Regions from separate parts of the Mus musculus genome. Here region 2 is linked to region 1. A link is a contact called in ENCODE Hi-C or POLR2A ChIA-PET data. All regions are on one chromosome and are shown on one strand. Each heading gives the region's core, a stretch centred on a gene start or an enhancer-like site at or near the end of the contact. The rest is flanking DNA. Distances are from core to core; before and after follow the strand shown. Region 1 holds the start of Pgap3 (post-GPI attachment to proteins 3). Region 2 holds the start of Mien1 (migration and invasion enhancer 1).

Region 1 (3,316 bases), core at 413-2,912:
ATGGACCAGCTCGGGGCTGAAGGGCCACCATGTACCATCCCTGAGCCCCCGACTCACCTTGCCATGGAACTGAGGCACTCTGTGGCCCTCCTGAAGGTAGAGGCCAACAGTGAACCACATACACTCATACTTGCAGTCGTCCCGACAGGTCCAGCCTGAAACAGACAAACAGGACTACAGCTGTGTGAGGACTTAGGGAGGCATAAGCCTCCAGGCACGAATGGAGACCAAGAGGACCTGAAGGCTGGACAGAATCAGCGGAAATCTCAGAATCTTACTTCCCAGTTGGACAGAGAAGAGAGGGTGGGTGTGCGCTCGAGCACGCACGCACACACACACACACACACACACACACACACACACACACAGCGGGGGGGGGGGGAGAATATATTATATCAGTGGGAGCAAAGAGAATAGTTTCTTCTCCCTTGATCTAAGCTCTTAGGATCTGGCAGGCCCCTCTTGGAGACCTAGGTTCATACTTGTCCATCCTGAACCCAGGGAGGGATCTTTGGTGCCCTCCTATGTCCTGTGAAAATCGAGCTCAGACCTTTCATCAGACTCCTCAGGTTCCCCGGTACCTTTGTTTCCTTATTGCCCCTAATCTTCCTGCTCCCTGATCTCTGGGTAAACCAAGATGCTTCATGTACCCAAATCCTCCTAGGACCTCCAAGCTCTCTGTTGCCTCTGTCTGGAATGGAAACCGGATAATAATGTGGAGGAGCTGTTGGTCAAACAGGTCAGATCTGGGAATTCTGCTCTGCCACTTTACAGACGGTGTGACCTTGGGCAAGGTACTTAGTCTCTCTGAGTGTTCTCATCTTTAAAGCGGATTAGGGAAAGTATCTGACGGGGTTGTGGTGAAAGCCAGCTGACCTGCTGTGACACCCGTCCAACGTGGGTGCTCAATATGTTGGTTGACATCAATTCCATCCTGTTTAAATTGTTCTGTGGTTGAACACCCTGCCTCCACCCACTGAAGCTGACTCCGTCCCTTTCACTTCCAAATGCGTATAGTGCTTAACCTATGGGCCCATTAGGTCTCAAACTATTCTGTCTTGGAGAAGGCTAATGTTCACCTGCCTGGGGATTATAAGCCCAGAAGGGCAGGCTCCTGGTCTGCTTCCTGGGTTACTTCAGGTCTTCTTTGTATTTAAAAAGTAGTGGTTTGAATAAATAACATGAAACCTCTGGAAAGGTGGGGTAGGCTGATGCAATAGCCCCCCCCCCACCTTCCCACCCCTCCACACACACTCAGGAGGCTCCTGACATTAACACTCTTGAGAGAACGCTGAGGGAAACTGAGGTTCTAAGTTGCAGAACAGCAGGGCACAGTAGGCGGAGCCAAGACGAACAGGCGGGGCTTTCACGGGTGGGCGGGGCTTACCAGCTAGGCTCATGTAGATTGGCTGGCGGGAGCGGAAGTGCTTCAGTGCGTCTCCCGAACAGTTCCGTTCCTCGCATCGGAGCACGCAGTCGCGGTACACGGGCTCGCGGTCGCCCTGGGAACCCCCCGCGAGTCCCACTGCCAAGGTTAGCAGCAGCAGCGGCGCCGTCCGCTTGGCCATTCTGTCACTGTGCCCGGCCGCTGAGGGAGGAGCTTGGGAGAAGACGAAGTCCCACTTCCGTAACAACCGGAAGTACCTGTGTTCATCGTTGCATCCTCCGCTGACGCCCGCCCACTTTAAATAAAAGTTCCCGGATTTCAGTGGGCGGGTACCCCACCTCTATACTGCTGTCTCCTCTTTTCATATACAGCACCTAAGGAGAAGGGGCGATTTGCGCCCAGGAGCAAATTAAGTGTACTTTCTCCCTTCTATTTTACACGGTCTTTGTTTCAAGCAGACGCCTTTCTGTCACCCACTCTCTTAGATTCCAGTTTCCAAATGTTCTGGGTACCCCACTTATCCCCATTTCTTATGTCAGCATCTTGATTAAAGACGCTGCCATTAAAAGAGCTGAAGAACTTCTTAACAGGTGTCTTTGTCTCTACTTTGGTCCCCTCCAGTAGGCATTTCTCTCCTATTTAGCTTTGTGTTACTGTGATAAAGACCAACTTGGGGTTTGCTTTATGTCACCCCATCACAAGCCATCATGGAGGGAAGCCAGGGCAGGAACCTGGAGGTAAGAGCGGAAACAGAGGCCTCGAAGGAGTGCTGCCTACTGGCTTAGTCACTTAACAACACCCAGGACCACTTGCCCAGGGTTGGCACCTCCCACAGTGGTATGGACCCTCCCATGTCAATTATTAATCAAGAGAGTGTCCTCTGTAGACTTGCTGACAGGCCAGTCTGAAGGAAGCATTTATTTTCTTAATTGAGGTACCCTTTTCCCAGATGACCCTAGCCAGTGTCAAGCAGACACAAACACAAAAACGAACAACAACAAAACCCAAAACTAACCACGGCTCCACTTTCTAAAATTCAAGGTTGACCAATCTCTTTCTTACAATTCCTTACTAACTCCTCAACTCAGCCTGGCCTGGCCTGCTGGTCTTCACTCTGTTGCTCCAGATGCACTTTAAAGGTCCATGTCTCCAGAGTCTCTTGTCCTTGTGTGCTTTGGCCCTCTTGCTCCTGCTTGTTTTCCTGTTACCAATTAAAGGCTGTGTTTTAAGGATGATTGTTAGCACTGGATGGATACTATGTAGTGGCTTGTCTTTCCCCGATGGGATGGAGTCCTTTCTTGTCCTGCTCACCTCTGGCACTAAAGTAGAACTTTGCTTTCCATGGGAGACACTTTGAGATCCTTCTTCCTTCCTTCCTTCCTTCCTTCCTTCCTTCCTTCCTTCCTTCCTTCCTCCCTCCCTCCCTCCCTCCCTCTCTCTCTCTCTCTCTCTCTCTCTCTCTCTCTCTCTTTCTTTCCTTCTTTAAGTAAATGAACAACTTAAAACTGTCTGGGTGGGCTAGCCACCTGTGAGTGAAGGCTCTTCACTGAACTCGATTCCCAGAACTCAATAAAGGTGGGAAAAGAGAATCCTCTCCACAGAGTTGTCCTCTGACATCAAGTGTGCTGCAGCACACACACACACACACACACACACACACACACACACTCACACACACTGCACTCTCAGGGGCTGGGGAGGTGGCTTATCAGTGAAGAATGAATGTTGTTCCTGCAGAGGACTAGAGCTCAGTTCCTAGCATCCACAGAGGCAGCTCAGGGTCATTTGCAAATCCAGCTCCAGGGGATGGAAGAACTTTTTCCTGTCTTTTCAGGCATTGCATGTAGACACATATACCTTGATCGAGACACTTGCTTCAGTCACCCCCATCTCTGTGCCCAACCACCAGCACCCAAATCTTTCTGTAGC
Region 2 (3,206 bases), core at 545-3,044, 38 kb after region 1:
ATGAAAGTCGGGGGGTGCTGTCCCCTTTCTCCATTTGCAATGAGATTTGTAAAATAACTGGACCCCAGCCTATGTCTGAGAGTGGTCCCGGGCCGGGTCAAACCGTATTGCTCATCTGACACACAGCTCCTCCTGGAGTGAGTGTGTAGAGATCTTCCAAAAGTTTGAGACAATTTGGCTTTGGGCTTGAGGGACTGGGGAGTTAGGATTCCTTCTGAAGGCCCTTTGGCAACAGGGTCATTCTCCGTTGGACACACTCATACCAAGGCTACCCCCAGAATACTCCGTTGGACACACTCATTCCAAGGCTACCCCCAGAATGAAGTCCTGTCCTCCCAGTGGGAGAGGGGAGCTTGTGGAGAGCATTGCCATGTGACTTGTTTTCCTTGCCTTAGAAAGAAGTATCCATCCAGGAAAACCCCACCCACTAGGTGTTAGTCCCACCCACTAGGTGTTAGCAGGGCCAGACTGACCTGTGTGCCCCCCGCACAGGCTGGACATAAACACACGCCAGTTGACACAAGCATTTGTAATTACTCTTTATTGCCAAGAGCCGACACTGCCCAGGATTCAGGGAAAATAAGTTATAGCAACCGTGGCATCTGAAAGGTATTGCCACGCTGGGGAGAGGACCAAACTGCAGAGGGCACAGATCCCGGGAGAGCGATGGTGATGTTCACAGAGAACATCTCTTTTCTGCCTTTGGCCACAGAAATGTCTAGTCCCTCCTTGTGCCCTAAGAGGCAAAGTGAAGTCAGGGTCTTAGTTACCTAGGGCCAAGTGAGGGGCTAAAGGTAGAGGGATTCCTAGCGTAACCACAAGGAAAGGTTTAAACCCCAGAACCAAGCTTCCAAGAATCATTTCTTAGTCACAGGATGACACAGGGAGGCCGGCTGTTGGTGATCTTTTCTACAGGTTCTCCATTGCTGGCTCTTCGGATGGCTTCCATGAGCTAGCGGACAGAGACATGGGCGAGTGTCATGCACAGGAGAGGAGGGTGTGTCTCGTCTCAGCCACCCTCCCGAGGTACATTAAATACTCACGTCTTTCTCATAAGGAAACCCTCCATTCTCCAGCTTGGAGAACACCAGCTGTCCATTGATCTCAATCTCGAAGGCCCCTGGTAGGAAATAAATGCAAGAACGAACTAAGAACAACAGGCAGAAGTTCAGGGAGGTCCTTGGCACCACCTCGAGTCCAAGCAAGACTGTTCATGGCCTCGGCAGACACCGATCCTGAAGCCATTCAGCCCCAAACCCCAAAGTCCTCACCCGTGCGTCTTTCCAATACGCCATTAAGAGTTCCTTCACTCCAAACCCACAGTAGGCATTTTTGCTATGTGTCAGACCCTACTAGGGGCTTTATATACAACAGCCAATGTCAGCTCTAGAATGTAGGGAGAGCTGGAGTTTTATCACATGGACTGACTCAGCAGGTGCTCTGCGGACCTCACCTGTCCCCCCGAGTCGCGACTCAATCTCAATGCCCGGATACTCCTCCTTCACAGCGCTCGCCAGCTCCAGGTAGGTCGCCTCAAAGCCGCAGGGTTTACTGGGGAGAAGAGACGTGGAGTGAGCTGGGGTTCCGGGGGTGGGGCCTCCCGTGGATCCACCCCCATCTTGCGGGCGAGCACAAGAGGCTCCTTTTCAACCCGAGTGGCTTACCAGTACTCCACCACGATGTGGACTCCACTGCCTGCTTCCACCTCCCCGGGAGGGGGCACTACGGACACCGGCGCTGGCTCCCCACTCATTGCTGCCCGCTCCGCTGCAGGGCTGCTTCCGGGTGTGACGCCACGCCAAAGTCACGTGGGGGGCGTGTCCGTGGGCGTGTCCGGACCTCGCTTTGCGTCGGGGCGCCCTCTGCCGTCAGCAGGTACTGCTACATCTTGATCCAGCTGCAGAGCGAATATCCTGGACCAGCACTGATCCTGGGTTCTGAGAGCTCATTGGCATCCAATGCTCACAGTCATGGATTTGCTTACTAACGAACTGCCTGTGATCACAAAGCTATTTTCCATTTACAAAAGACAGAGAAAATGGGGCAGGCGGCCGAGGTAGCTGATGGTCTGTGATTGGTGTTGCTATTTACCTCTCGAACGATGATAGCGTTTGAAACCACACCATACTGCTTTTCTTTCGAGTTCTTTTTTTTTTAACTTTTAAGAATATTTTAATTACGTATATATGTGTATAAGTGTGAATTTATGCATGCGAGGGCATCTTTAAAACTTACTACATTTATTTATTAATTTGTGGACGAGTGTGTATTGGAGGTGGGGGCCATGCCATAGCATGCTTTTGAAGGTCAGAGTACAGCAACTTTCGGCCTCCTCCATCTTATCATGTGGGTCCCAGGGATTGAACTCAGAGTATCAGATTCTGTCTCAAAGGTCTGTCTCTTACAGGTCAAGCGTCTTCATCAGCCCAGAACTCTAGTTCTTTTGACTCTGAAGTGCTGACCCCCACTTTATGCACACTCCTCATCCCTGCCTCTTGCTAGAGGGCTAGTGTCATTGAACTCAGTTTGTAATTCTGGAACTGCAGCCTGGGTCCTCCCTGTCTCTTCCTTCCCTGAAGCACCACTACAGTATCGTAACAAGTCACCCATTCTGGTGTCCCTTGAAACTGTTCATTGTTGGGTCGGTCTGTGTTTGCTGAGTTCTGACGTCATCCCATCTAGTTATAGGATATTTCAATGGATCTAAGAAGGCCTTTCCTGTTTGCTTGCAGCTTCCAACTCCAGCCCCAAGCAATCGCTGCTCTGCTCTCTAAACTTTTCTGGACATTTCACATAAATGGACTCTTGCAGCATGTGACGTTTGCTCTGTTGTATCAGAGCAAGCCTCCATCCAGTGCTGTGTCCCAGGCGTTCCTTTCTATTGATGAATACTATTTCATTCTGTTGTATAGAAAAAGCACAGATTATTTGTCTATTAACATTAATCTGGGTTTCTTTGGGTTGTTTGTTTTGAGTAAATGTCTTGTAGATGCCTTTGTATGGATGTGTTGCCATTTCTCTTAAGTTCCTTAGAGTAAAATTAAAACTACTGGGCTGCGAGAAATTTATATTTAACTCTTTATGGATTGCCTACCTGCTTTTGTTTTTGTTTTTTGTTTTTGTTTTTTTTTTTCTAAGCAGCTGTAGCATTTTACACCACCAAAAGGGCACAAGGAGTTGTTTCTTCATAGCCACCACAAATACTG

Evidence for each region. A loop is a pair of places that touch in the nucleus more often than their neighbours do. ChIA-PET counts read pairs that join two places held with the same protein, here RNA polymerase II (POLR2A).
Region 2: a map of gastrocnemius shows a loop between it and region 1 (5-fold over the local background). The contact joins the promoter of Mien1 here to the promoter of Pgap3 in region 1. A Hi-C loop is called at or near these places in 6 of 37 maps with a recorded cell type or tissue (gastrocnemius, heart and regulatory T cell). POLR2A ChIA-PET finds 5 or more read pairs at or near these places in 4 of 5 experiments (Patski and embryonic stem cell).

The regions. Positions count from the first base shown.
Region 1 is chr11:98,398,828-98,402,143 of GRCm38, forward strand. It overlaps Pgap3 (post-GPI attachment to proteins 3), which reads right to left and starts at 1,663. Exons shown (of 8, transcript NM_001033537.2): 1 at 1,388-1,663; 2 at 58-155. The coding sequence starts at 1,568.
Region 2 is chr11:98,437,194-98,440,399 of GRCm38, forward strand. It overlaps Mien1 (migration and invasion enhancer 1), which reads right to left and starts at 1,795. Exons shown (of 4, transcript NM_025559.2): 1 at 1,665-1,795; 2 at 1,454-1,551; 3 at 1,044-1,120; 4 at 515-952. The coding sequence starts at 1,753. The coding sequence ends at 869. It overlaps Erbb2 (erb-b2 receptor tyrosine kinase 2), which reads left to right. Exons shown (of 27, transcript NM_001003817.1): 27 at 1-523.